Regions from separate parts of the Homo sapiens genome. Here region 1 is linked to region 2. A link is a contact called in ENCODE Hi-C or POLR2A ChIA-PET data. All regions are on one chromosome and are shown on one strand. The core of a region is the stretch at or near the end of the contact, and the rest is flanking DNA. Distances in the headings are between cores, read along the strand shown. Region 1 overlaps ELMO1 (engulfment and cell motility 1). Region 2 overlaps ELMO1 (engulfment and cell motility 1).

Evidence for each region. Hi-C counts contacts between places; a loop is a spot of excess contacts on that map. ChIA-PET counts read pairs that join two places held with the same protein, here RNA polymerase II (POLR2A). Pooled maps may share reads with other maps.
Region 1: a map of CD14-positive monocyte shows a loop between it and region 2 (2.0-fold over the local background). The contact joins two enhancer-like sites. A Hi-C loop is called at or near these places in 10 of 168 maps with a recorded cell type or tissue (B cell, CD14-positive monocyte, CD4-positive, alpha-beta T cell and 5 more), 15 of 37 single-sample maps with no recorded cell type and 16 of 50 pooled maps. POLR2A ChIA-PET finds 5 or more read pairs at or near these places in 15 of 52 experiments (CD4-positive, alpha-beta T cell, CD4-positive, alpha-beta memory T cell, OCI-LY7 and 10 more).

The regions. Positions count from the first base shown.
Region 1 is chr7:37,347,645-37,353,962 of GRCh38, reverse strand. All of the region lies in intron 1 of ELMO1 (engulfment and cell motility 1), which reads left to right. It also overlaps the pseudogene RNU6-565P. Among named protein-coding and RNA genes, the nearest start is that of ELMO1, 98 kb to the left of the region's middle. RefSeq lists enhancers at 625-674, 725-784, 315-816. Within about 2 kb of position 3,827, at least 4 of the 41 ENCODE cell types and tissues checked have a DNase peak (open chromatin) inside an H3K27ac peak, as active enhancers do; they include CD14-positive monocyte, where a contact is called at or near this core.
Region 2 is chr7:37,309,172-37,316,071 of GRCh38, reverse strand. ELMO1 (engulfment and cell motility 1) reads left to right here. Exons shown (of 22, transcript NM_014800.11): 3 at 112-152; 4 at 1,150-1,222. Among named protein-coding and RNA genes, the nearest start is that of ELMO1, 140 kb to the left of the region's middle. Within about 2 kb of position 4,636, at least 7 of the 41 ENCODE cell types and tissues checked have a DNase peak (open chromatin) inside an H3K27ac peak, as active enhancers do; they include CD14-positive monocyte, where a contact is called at or near this core.

The DNA.
Region 1 (6,318 bases), core at 2,578-5,077, 39 kb before region 2:
CCAAGGGAAGGAAAGGACATTGGAGGTAGAGAGAACATTCTGAACAAAGACAGGGTGAAAGCGAGAGGTGGAGCCGACTGGGCTTCTGGGTTGGGTGGGGACTTGGAGAACTTTTGTGTCTCGCTAAAGGATTGTAAATACACCAATCAGCACTCTGTGTCTAGCTAAAGGTTTGTAAACACGCCAGTCAGCACAATGTCAAAACAGACAAATGAACGCTCTGTAAAACGGCCCAATCAGCTCTCTGTAAAATGAACCAATCAGCAGGATGTGTGGGTGGGGCCAGATAAGGGAATAAACGCAGGTCACCTGAGCCAGTAGCAGCAACCTGGGTCCCCTTCCACGCTGTGGAATCTTTGTTTTTTTTTCACTGCTCGCAATAAATCTTGCTGCTGCTTATTATTTGGGTCCGTGTTACCTTTATGAGCTGTAGCACTCACCGCGAAGGTTTGCAGCTTCGCTATTCACTCTTGAAGCCAGCGAGACCACGAACCCACCGGGAGGAAGAAACAACTCCGGACGCGCCACCTTTAAGAGCTGTAACACTAACGGTGAAAGTCTGCGGTATCACTCCTGAAGTCAGGGAGACCACGAACCCCCCAGAAGAAACTCCGGACGCATCTGAACATCTGAAGGAACAAACTCTGGACACACCATCTTTAAGAACTGAAACACCGCGACAGTTCGCTGCTTCATTCTTAAAGGCAGTGAGACCGAGAACGCACCAATTCTGGACACAAAAGGACCTTAGCAGGCTCAGGAAATGGCAAGCCATTTATGAAGAGGGAAGAGATAGCAAACGTTGGTCTCAAGTTCTCTAGTTCTTTACCCAGACCATAGCTGGCTGGGGGATGATCCTGATTTAGTCTGGGGGGTTCCTTTACGCATTGCCACCAGCAGGTGCCGCAAATGGACCATTGGCAGTCTTAAGGTAGAACCAGTTTTCCATGTCAGACTTACAGAGCCATTGGATGTGCCTGGGGTTTGGGGAGCAGGGACTCGTTGGGTGGGGGAGGATGCACCGGTGGTACCTGGATGCAGGCTGTGAAAAGTTTATATCCTAGAGGTCCCAAGTCACCACAGATTTAAAGCAGGAAGTGAGATGTTCAAATGATCACAAATACAAGTATTCTGTTTCTTTTACTGTTTTATCTTCCGTTGCTTTGCACAGTAGAAGTTGCAGTTAATAGAAGTTTTACTGTTCTCTGAATTGGAAAGAGTTACTCAAAAGAATTGGGCTACTTTCCTGGAGACAAGCCCATAGATGCAGGTGGTGATAATTCAATATGGGACTAACGGAAAGTTTTCTCTGCCACTTTCCATTGCATTTCTGGCCAAGACTATTTAGCGATTCTTTCTGAGAAACCGAGGAGGCAAATAGTCTCAAAGTATGTCCTATGAGAAACGTGTGCCGCAAGATGTTTCGTTAAAAAAAAAGTTTTCTGGACAGATACATTTGGGAAATATTATAGATTGCATATGGACATTTCACAGAACACGTGTTACGTTAAAGTCCCTGAGAAGTCCTGCAGTAAAGGAAACTTTGAAAAGAACGGCGTAGAGCCCAGCACAGTGGCTCATGCCTGCAATCCCAGTACTTTGGGAGGCTGCAGCAAGAAGTATCCTTTGAGCTCAGGAGTTCGAGACCAGGTAACATAATGAGACCTCATCTCTATTAAACAAAAAAATGGCATAGTGGTTACGAACATGAGCTATCAAATCAGACATGTAGATTTCATTCTGGCTGGGTTCCGTATGTGGATGTGAGACTTTGGGCAAGATATTTAATGTCTTTACATCTTGGTTTCCTTGTTTATAAAATAGGCTAGTAATGGTACCTTATTCATAAAATTGTCTCTAAAAGTATATAGTAAGTGAACTAGTAAGTTATTAGTGGATATTATTCTATTCAGTTTTTTCCAAGAATCCTGACTCTTTATTTTTGCATTGCATTTATAAATAACTCAGAGAAGCGGTGCTGTGTGGGAAATGCTGGAGTGAGACTAACTCTTGCAATCCATGCGTGACTTCTGATAGCAGTCCCACAGAGGAAAGGCAGGCCCTAGGTGCTGAGCGCTACGTCACAGATGTGGACTTGCAGCTATATGAAGCTCTAGAATTGGGGAGCAAAAGACCATTTCCTCTTGACTGCAAGGTTAGAGTGTGTAACTTCAGTCTGTTTTGCCTTCCAGTCATTTAATGACAAGTTTGGAACTCAGGGCAGTAAACAGATATGGTTAGGTTGATATATTAGGAGTTTTTCAATTGTAAGGGACAGAAACAACTCAAGCTGATTTAGCGTAATGAGGAATTTATTAGTTTGTCTATCTAGGAAGGATGTTAGGGTAGTACAGAGAACTGAAGGAAAAGTGTTAGGAAACTCAACAGAAACTGAACATAGCTAGGCCTTCTGTCCTTGTTCCCTTTTGAATGTTTTCCTCTTGACTTGTCTTTGCTTCTCCTTGCCTCATTCTTTCCTATTGTGGATGACCTTTCCCCATGGAGGGAGCATGGCTGCAGACAGCTTCAGCTTCAGCTTCATCCCCAGCAGAAGGCAAGAACTCCTGGTGATCTACCTGCCTGGTCCCTGCAAAGTGCTAGGATTACAGGCGCAAGCCACTGCGCCCAGCTGACAAATTTATGAGATCCTTATTAAGGATATTTATACTAGGTTGGATCACATTTATTGCAAATTTTTTTTCAGATTGTTATTCGTGTTTAAATTTTTTAAATACTTTAATATATAAAAATTACACATGGGTCATGCTAATCTTCTCTGTATTGTTCCAGTTTTAGTATATATGCTGCTGAAGCGAGCACTGTCTCTAAATTTTTATAAAGGTTTTTGGAATTCAGAAGTTTTTAAGCTTGCTTGTATCAAATCATCAGGCTCTTCTTTGACGCTTTCTGCCTTTTGTGTTTTATTAGTTTGCTAGGGCTGCCATAAAAAAGTACCACAGACTGGGGTGCTTAACTAACAGAAATGGGTTTTCTCACTGTTACGGAGGCTAGAAGTCAGAGATCAAGGTGTTATCAGTGTTGGTTCCTTCTGAGGGCTTTCTCCTTGGCTTACAGATGGCTGTCTTCTCCCTGTGTTCTTAGGTGGTCTCCCCTCTGTACCTTCTGTGTTCAGATTTCCTCCTCTTAAAAGGATAATAGACAAACATGCTGTATTAGGGCCCGGCCTGAAGACCTAATTTTAACTTACTTCTTTCGAGGTCCTGTCTCCAAATACAGCTACATTCTGAGCTACTGGGGGTTAGGATTTGAACATACAAATTTTGAGGGGGACACAATTCACCTGTAACAGTTCTCATACTAAAGAGGCCTCTATCAACCTGAGAGGATTTAAGGATTTGAAGGAAGTCATTTAAACTAGTTAAGATTTAGTATCTTCATTAATTTACTGCAAATAATAACACCTGTCACTCAGGGCTGTGAAGAAGAGTGAGTAAAGTGCGTGTCCACGGTGCCCAGCCCCATGCCTGCTCTAGGCGCCTGTCTGCCACTCCTTCTGGCAGCTGTCCCCTAGCCTTCATGATGTCAATGCCAGACACTGGGAAAGCAAAGACTTTTCTCTGCAAGTTTCCATTATATTGCAAGCCAACCGTAGCTAATAGCACATTTCCCCACCTGTCAAGTAAATGGGCTGAATTGTTGCTGAGATTAGCATACATGGCTAGCGTGTACAGAAAATGAAATACTGAGCCTCCACACTGGATTCCATTCTCTGTTTATTCTCTTTCTGCTGAGTGCTTGCATGTTCTGTTCTGAACACACCGTGTTCCCTCATTTCTGAAGCCACAAACTTCCTCTTAGGCCCCGGGCTGTCTTCAGAATGGCCATCAGGTCCCTGATACGGGAACCTGAAATGACACCCCCACCATATACCCATCCATCCAGACCCTCCAGTGTAGGGCAGGTGGGGGGACATGTGCCCACCACTGCTGCTCCCATGGGAAACAAAGACTGGCTTCAGCAAACCTGGACACTCATACATCCTGAATAATGTCAGCTGACCACACCACCGACTTCATGTATTCCTTGACCTAGACACTAAAGGTATTGAGACAATTTCAGTCTGTTTGGCATAAGAAGGATGGTAGCACAAAGAAGAGAAGAGCAAAACTTTTACCCAAAGCCTATTTCGGTGGCCCCTTCTGAGGTTCAGTGTACCATGCAGGGCGGTGTTCTCAAAAGTGAAGACTAGGCCAGGTGTGGTGGCTCACGCCTATAATCCCAGCACTTGGGGAGGCCGAGGTGGGCAGATCACCTGAGGTCAGGAGTTCGAGACCAGCCTGGCCAACATGGTGAAACCCCATCTCTACTAAAAATACAAAAATTAGCCACGCAAGGTGGTGCCTGCTTGTAATCCCAACTACTCGGGAGGCTGAGGCAGGAGAATCACTTGAACCCGGGGGGCGGAGGTTACAGTGAGCTGAGATTGTGCCACTGCACTCCAGCCTGGGTGACAGAGTGAGACTTCATCTCAAAAAAAGAAAAAGAAAAAAAAAGTGAAGACTAGAGGGCTCCAGGAAGACAGCAGTGCCAAGAGGGAAGGGCTGCTTTCAGTGGGTGATCCTCCTGAAGCCCTTTCCCTTTCTGCCTAACCTAATGCAAGGGGAAAATGTGGTCTATGTCTTTTTCTATCAGAGACAACTCAACATTAAAAATATGAGATGAACAGCTCCCTTTCCACTATCCCCATCATCATTATAAACCCATTATCCATCATCAGTAGATAATGACTTAGCGGGACAGAGGACAGCTTTTCTGGTGAGGAAGGAAGGGGCTGAGGAGTGGAAGCAGATCGTTTCTCCAGCTGTTTGGTGTTTCTCTCCCATTGATCTGCCCTGGCCTCCACTGGCCCATCTGTTGGGCTTGTGAGTGCAGTAGGGGAGGGGACACACGGTTCACCAGGGCAAGTGTGTTCGTTTCCCCAACACACAGCTTCTACAGGAATGGCCATACAGGCTTAATTTTTTTCTCAGTAGGGTTTACTGTGCAACAGAAAGACTACAAAGAGCATTAAAAGGTTCAAAGCCATTGCAGTCACCCAAAACTAAAAAACTATATGGGAAATTCAGAAAAAACAACAAAAAGTGATCAGGTATTTGGGACCTTTGTGGAACCGAAAGAATTAATTAAGCTGTATGGAAAAACCTGTAGAGATGTAACAGATCTTTAAGAGACTACAGCAAGAGGCATGTTGAACTTGGGGCATAGAACAATGTGTAGAGAGATGAGTTTCTAGGTGGGAGTCAAAGCGATTTCTGTCTGTCGTCTTCAAAATGCCACCCAACCTACGGAGACATTTAGTGGAAGAGTGGGCTTGTTCACGGGTTATAGAGTCAGATGTTACTGCTATACAGACTTCAGTACCTAACTCTAGAAGAAGTGATTCCTCTTTATTTAATCCACTCAACTATAAACACACCACTTAACATGCATATCGAGGTGATAGAATCTTAATATTAAACATGGAACAATTCCCATATTTTTGGAATGGAATAAAGTCAAGCCAGCAGGCAAGCAGGAACGGTATAGCATTCTCTGCCCATTCTTTACCCACCACCTGGGATTTGATAGTGACTTTGGAAGGCATGATGATTAGAATGTCTAGCCACCTGCCTAGACTTCCCTTTTGTTTCTCCCTTTAATGGTTCTTAAATTTTAGTTTGTATAAGAATTATTGTACCCGGCTGTCTACACAACTTCTTGTAGCTGGTATTTTACTGGGCAATTTAAGTAATACTAGGTTATCTACTTTGGTAATTTTGATAACACTAGGCTCAGTACTGCTGGTAGCTCTAATGAGATGTTCATTGAGGAGGGGATGCATTCATACAACAGCTATGTATTAAAATGCCTGCCTGCCGCGGCCCTGAGTCTGTAACTGTGAATGCGATGTGGACCTTGCCCTTAGAGTACTCCAGATGTAGTGGGGAGAAGTTGACAAAGGGAGTCTAGTAACCCCAGAGTTATGCTGGGGGAAGCATAGGACACCAGGATGCTGACTTTGTTGGCTGAAGATTTTAGAATGTATTTCCTTCTCAGTTATGCCTCACCAAGAGGAGTTGGGCTTGTGTGCTGATCTTTCCTGGAGAGCCTGATGAGACCATGTGCCTTGTGTCCAGTTCAAGGATGGGATAGGTTGCCCTGATCATCGGTAATCTGCCTAGAGGATTTGCTAGCTTACCGCCTGTATTAGTCCGTTTGCATGCTGCTAATAAAGACATACGGGAGATTGGGTAATTTATAAAGGAAAAAAAGGGTTTACATGGACTCAGTTTCATGTGGATGGGAGGCCTCACCATC
Region 2 (6,900 bases), core at 3,387-5,886:
CAAATGTAAATTCTCTTTGCTTAGATAATCTTTTTATGAAGCTTCTTCTTTTTTTTAATTTAAAATGATGAAACGAAACTAACAAGTATTTCCTTTTTTGTTATTTTGCAGAAAAAACCACTGTCTGCAATAATAAAGGAAGTCTGTGATGGGTAAGTGTTACTCAGGATTTATCTAAGGCATTCTAGTTGATAAATTGACAAGCAAATAATATATTTCCAGTAGGATAGTAAAATATTATTCATAAGTCACCCACTGACTTGCTCAAAGTCAATAAGAATTACTGTGTAGGAATATCACACCCTTTTCCAACAGAATTCACCATTAGTCCTCAAAGAGCAGAAAGTGTGAAATGGCTGTTATGTGCACAGTGGGGTTGGCTTTATTTATTTTAGGAAGTTGTGTTCCTTTTGTCCTACCTAGCAGGGAGTACTCTAAAGGTTTTTGAGGACACAGTATACACTTGATCTGGTATAAACTGAGAGGACCACTCAGGTCCCCATAGAGGATGAAAGAATTGAACAGACAAGGCAGTGGGTAATTGTGCTGCTCCGTGGGATCTCACACTGATATGACTTTCCTACTTCTTTGTGGCTGCTCTAAAGAATACAAAGGAAATGTATATATGGTAGCTGCATGACTTTGTTTTTTTTTAAACCAGAACTGTGAAAATAGTTGTGTTAACTGAAATTTATATAAGGTCTAGAGTACTTAATTGGAGTGTTTCAATCTGCATCAACTATACTGATAGGGGATTGTAGAATACAGAGACAATTAAAATGTGCCAACTTTCAAAAACTTAAATTGCATTTATTTTCTTTGTTTTTCTTTCTTTGCTTCAATCCCTTAAAATAAGTAGAATTGTAAAGATTTGTATTTAAATCTCCCACACCAAGCCTTGAGGATGAACTGCTTAAAGGTGAGCAGTAGGCCTAGCATCAGGTCTAGACAGTCTACACATGAAATGATTGGTCTCAGGGTAATGGAAGGTAGGCTAAAGTCATTTTGCTTTAGGAACTGCATTGTGGTATATGTTGGGATTGGTCCAATTCCAATCACAGGGTGCTTAGTTCATCCAACACTAAAAAATTGTAAAAATGAAAATGGCCACTTTCATTTTTCTAATCAGTATACGCTTGTATTTTTAAGGTGGTCTCTTGCCAACCATGAATATTTTGCACTCCAGCATGCCGATAGTTCAAACTTCTATATCACAGAAAAGGTAGGTCAACTACATTATTTAATATGGGATACATATTGAAGGAAAGTAAATCATGATGATGTTTTCTTTGTTCGGGCCTAGACATGCAGGTCTAAATTTTAGGTCTCTACTATCCACGAAAATAGAGTCTGTAAAGCAAACAACTGCTACTTTAGAATCCACAAGATGATATTTGCCAGCTCAAGAGTAAAGACCAAATATGTTTCGTGTCTTGTTTAGCAACTGCAGTTGCCTTCTAACAGTGAATATGTCTCTCTTACTGCTTGGTTAAAGAATTTATTTGATACTTAATGACTTAGTTGGGTTTTCCTTTCTCAGATTTTGTTTTTTTCAAAGTAGCCTCTAACCCTTGCTTAAAGTACGTGAAATAATGACAAGAAACCTTTTCAAATGTGGAATTATGTATGTAGGCACTAAGAGTGTTCTATGAATCTTGGGAACCCAGCTCTCTCCTTGGGTGATTTTAAATCTTTTTTAGCAAGATTAAAGGAGAAGGAGGGATTTGTGAAGACAGCAATGGCCCTGGGAGCAAGTAAAATTAATATGTACAAGATCCCTGATAGAGGAAGGGCACACTGGAATTTATTGAGTGCATACTGCATGCCAGGAACTGAGCCATGCACATTACATCTGTTTAGGATTTCTTCCTTAAGACTAACCTGGGCTATAAAAATACTGGCTTTGGTTAACAGGTACGACACTGAGTCATTGAGGACAAATGGTTAGACTAATGCTTCATACTTGATTCTACAAGAAGCAAGTTTAGACTTTTGTGCTTCTTTGATTTTTGTCTTTTGGAATTTCCACAATAGTTTCGCATCCGACACAACTTTAGGTTGAGCTCACTGAAATGCATATGAGCCAGTTTTGTCTTCTAAACTGATAATCTTGGGGGCCAGCAGGGAGGGAAGGAACAGCCCTGGTAACAGCTGTCATTATAACAAGGTGGCCAGTGCTGAAACAGAAGTGAGTACAAAGTACTCTTGAAGGAGGGAGAATCGGGTGGCCTCAGGCTTCAGTGTCTTGCAGGCTTTGTCCCAGTCAGTAGTCCCTAGAGTGACTGTAATTTTATCCATGAATCAGGTGGTGGTAGAAGGTGGAGGCAGTAACAAGGGTTCTACTTCCCCTTAGGACTCCCTTGCTCTACCCCAAAGAAGGAGGGAGGGCATTCAGTTCAGCAGGAGAGAGGCCTCAAAGGCCTGAATGCTTCTCAGAAATTGCTTCGTTCTTCCCAGATGAACACTGGGAATTTTGTAACTGATGCTGTTTTCTTCTTCACGTCAAATGTTTCTTTGTAACATTGATTGTTACAAAGCTGGGAACTGGGCCAGGTGCGGTGGCTCACGTCTGTAATTCCAGCACTTTGGGAGGCCAAGGGCGGCAGATCACTTGAGGTCAGGAGTTCGAGATCAGCCTGGCCAACATGGTGAAACCCCGTCTCTACTAAAAATACATAAATTAGCTGGGTATGGTGATGGGCGCCTGTAATCCAAGCTGTTCGGGAAGCTGAGGTGGGAGGATCACTTGGACCTGGGAGGCGGAGGTTGCAGTGAGCAGAGATCGTGCCACTGCACTCCAGCCTGAGCGACAGAGCGAGACTCCATCTCGAGAGAAAAAGAAAAAACAAAGCTGGGAGTTAACAAGTGAACTTGATTTCCTGGCATGCCTTGTATATTAAGTTTACCTTTGATTCCTTTGACTTAAACGTTTAGTTTCCTGTCTCTATTTTCCCTTTGCTTCAGTTTCTTAATGTTTTTCATTTATTTTATACTGCATCTATATAATTTGCATGCTATTCTTTGTGAGATTAAAGAGGTTATATAGAAATCCAAGTTAAATGATAGCAGTTAAAGGTATTGCCATCATTTCATTCATACCAGTTAGTGAGTAGTGAAATCAATTCAGTTAGTTGTCAGAGCATTAAACACTGGAACATAGTAGAGTAGATTAGGTCAGAGTATATCTCCTGTGTTGCTTGTGAAATATTTGTTCCACCTACCCACATGTATAATACATGTAGATTACACTGGTGATTTACCCTGGGTTGTGGTAAAAAAGCTGTTGAGTCGTGAATAGTTCTGGCTGTGAATAATCTGTGCTAGTAGATGGCCCCTGGTGGTGTCCTGTCTTCTGTCACCATTGTCTGGAGACCTCAGTGTAGTGAAGATTACTAAAGATGGGGTTCTCAGACTTCATAGAGAACATAAGCATGGTACAGTGAACCCTTAAAAAAATATGTAGGGCTTTAGATCCCAACCCCAGAGACTCAGAGTGAGTGGGACTTGGATATAGCCTAGGAGTTTTCATTTTTAAGGCACCCTCTGGGCAGTCTCATGCTGGATACCTGGAACCACTGGGAGAAACAGCCCTGGGGCCTATTTTCTAAAGAGTTGGAACCCATGTGTACAGGACATTATGCCTTCTGTCCAGAAGTTGTGCACAAAGTTCAATTTAGGAATGTGGGCTGGGCACGTGGTTCACATCTGTAATCCCAGCACTTTGGGAGGCCAAGGCGGGTGGGTCACCTGAGGTCAGGAGTTCGAGACCAGCCTGGCCAACATGGCAAAACCACGTCTCTACTAAAAATACAAAAATTAGTTGGGTGTGGTGGCACATGCCTGTAGTCCCACTCAGGAGGCTGAGGCAGGAGTATCACTTGAACCTGGGATGTGGAGGTTGCAGTGAGCCAAGACTGTACCACTGCACTCCAGCCTAAGTGACAGAGCAAGCCTCCATCTCAAAAACAAAAACAACAACAAAAAACAAAGTATGTAGGAATGTGTTTGTGTGCTGCCATTTCTTGGCATAATTTGAAAATTATTAACATCATATAATGGTTATGCTTTTTTCCTGATTAAAATTCATATATACTCAGAACATTCAAACTATTGAGAATGGAGGAAATTATTATTTTATGGTGTATCTTAGTTATTTTCTGGGAATCTTGTTTTGCCTGAGGACATTCTTGAAGTTGAGTTTATAAAGGACTGGCCACAAAGTCTGTCATGGAGTTTTTCATCTTCAGTGGGCTGTAGCAGAGATTATTCTTTTATGAAGAGTTTAAGGAGTGAGAAGACTCATCTTCCCTATCGTAGTTCTTTGTTTGTAAATACGGTGTCATTGCTCTTCCTCATGCAGCTGTCACTGGGCACAGCTGTGGGTGTGCATGTGTCACGGAGCTCAGCACGCACAGAGCAGGAGATGACGGTGACTCCTGGCTCCACAGGGTCGATCCTGGGCTGCCTTCAGTTTGCTGCTTTGTCCATCTAGTTCCTTGCAAGTATTCCTAAAAATACAGACATTTTTTCCCATTTTAAAAATAATGTACTTAGCATCATCTTGGTTACTTACAGCCCAGTGATTTGTTAGGTTATATTTTCATCACCATGGTAACCAGTGACTCATTTTTGAAACTTGTGCATGCTGTTAGTTACTGATTTTCCCTTATATATGAGACTGTCTCTGTCTTTTCGCTGAAGATGAATATCACCTTCAGAAAATTTTTTTCAGAAAAAAAAAAAATTCTCTAGCTGGCCAAACAATCCAATAGAAATAGTGGTTGATGGATGCTTGTGATTCTCTTCTAAGATCCTCCGGAAGGCACTTTCCCTGCTTTTCTAATGTTCTCCAAGCCCATTTTTTGAAATAGTCTTCCTTTGCTTATTAGGCCATTAACTGAGGTTTTTTTTTGGTGCAGTGGGGGAAAATGTCATGTTAAGTAGCATTCAGCAGAAGCATTGCTTGGAAATGCCTCAGAGAAAGTTAAGATTCAATGATTCACAAGTTCAAATTCTGCTCTAGAAACTTAACTATTTCAGGGTGATGTCCAGGAGAGAGAGAGAGGGAGAGAATAAAAAATGATAAGTGAAGGGTATGTTTAGGTGGAATTTGTCTTTTGAATAAGAATTCTACTGAGACAGCACTAAGCATTGTTAGTTTATGACCCTCATCACAGTCCAATGATGCAGGTATTGGTGTCTTCATTTTACGAGAAAAGTGAGACTGAGAGAGGTTACTCAACAACTTGTGGGGGTTGTACAGGTCAGAAGTGGACAAGCTGAGACTTGGACCCAGGTGGGTCTGAACCCAGAGCTCTCTATGCCATCTCTGAGAAACCCTCTGTACCATTGCCTCAGCCCCAATTTGTTTATGATGCCCTTTCTTTGGGCATCACTGTCATCAAGCCAGTGATCCTAATGGTAACTGCCTCAAAAACAATAAATACAGGAAGTTACAGACTATGAACACTGGTTACCAGCTTCAGTCTGTGGCTTCCTTATTCCTTCTGAGGGTAACTTGGAGGAAGTTGTAACAGGTAACCTTCCACTTACTAGAGCTTCACAAAGTGCATTTATATTTGCCTTTGGTATGGATCGTATAACTGCCTAAGGCAGTATGATTGCACGAATACCATTCTTTTTAGACAAACAGGAAAATTGCCTTGTCATCCCTAATCCTAAGCATGTATGGAGATGAGTCCCCAGAAAACACAGGGCACAGTAGAGGAAAGCCATGAGGAGGTTAGGTTGTGTGCTTGTGGATAATTGAGATTTTATTATGATTGCAGGATGATACTCACTTCCTCCATACTGAGACCTACTCTAGCATGTATGAAGTATAGTGATGTATCGCTAATGTCTTATTTAGATAAATTCCATATCTTGTAATCACAGAAATACGCTAAGCCTCATTCAGGCCCTCTCTGCAAAGCTGGCCCCAGGCACCTTTGGTAAGGAAGTAGGGTTGTTTGGGGGGCACCCCCTTTTTTGTCTTTCCCACTTCCTAAGTGCCCTGGGTTCTCAGACAGCCCCTGAACCTCCCAGAATCCCTGGCAGCCAGAATTGTGCACTCCCTTGGATTTGTACATTTCATTCTGGTCAGGAGATGATTCCACTATTTTGCAGAATTCAGTTCAACTATCATGCTTTGGTAGATCCAGCTGTAAGTAAGCAGGGTAATCCCAGTCTCCAGAAAGGATTGAAGCTTAGAGGTAAGCAAGGATGAAGGCCTGGGAGGGAATCAAAGGAGATGGACAGAGAGAAGCCTGCAGTCCTATTTTCCAGCTCTGGTTTCTGTGCTTCCTGTCTTTGCATCCTTGTGAGAGACCTGCTGTGACTTTTCAGTCCCCGCCCCTTTGCTTAAATCACTTTATGCTTGTCTTTGTTACCCTCAATCAAAGAGCTTTCTCTAGGGCAGGCATTTTAATGTGAGCAAACTCACGCCCAGGAAAGCTGTAAATTTCCTAAACCAGCCAAATACCCTATACAACATTCCCTTTCGTGCTGCCTTTGGTGAAGGACTCTGGATTTGATCAACTGAAGTCACTGTGGCTGCCTCAGCAAGACACACCAGCAGCCCTGGGCTAGCTCCTGTTGGGCCAGTCCACAGGCAATAATGGGTGGAGAAAAATGTTCCTGCCTGATATGGTTTGGCTGTGTCCCCACCCAAATCTCATCTTGAATTGTAGCTCTCATAATTCCCACGTGTTGTGGTTGGGACCTGGTGGGAGATAATTGAATCAAGGGGGAGGTTTCCTCCGTACTGTTCTCGTGGTAGTGAATAAGTCTCTTGAGAGCTGATGGTTCTATAAGGGGAAACCCCTTTCTCTTGATTTTCATTCCCTCTCTTGTCTGCTGCCATGTAAGATGTGCCTTTCGCCTTCCACCATGATTGTGAGG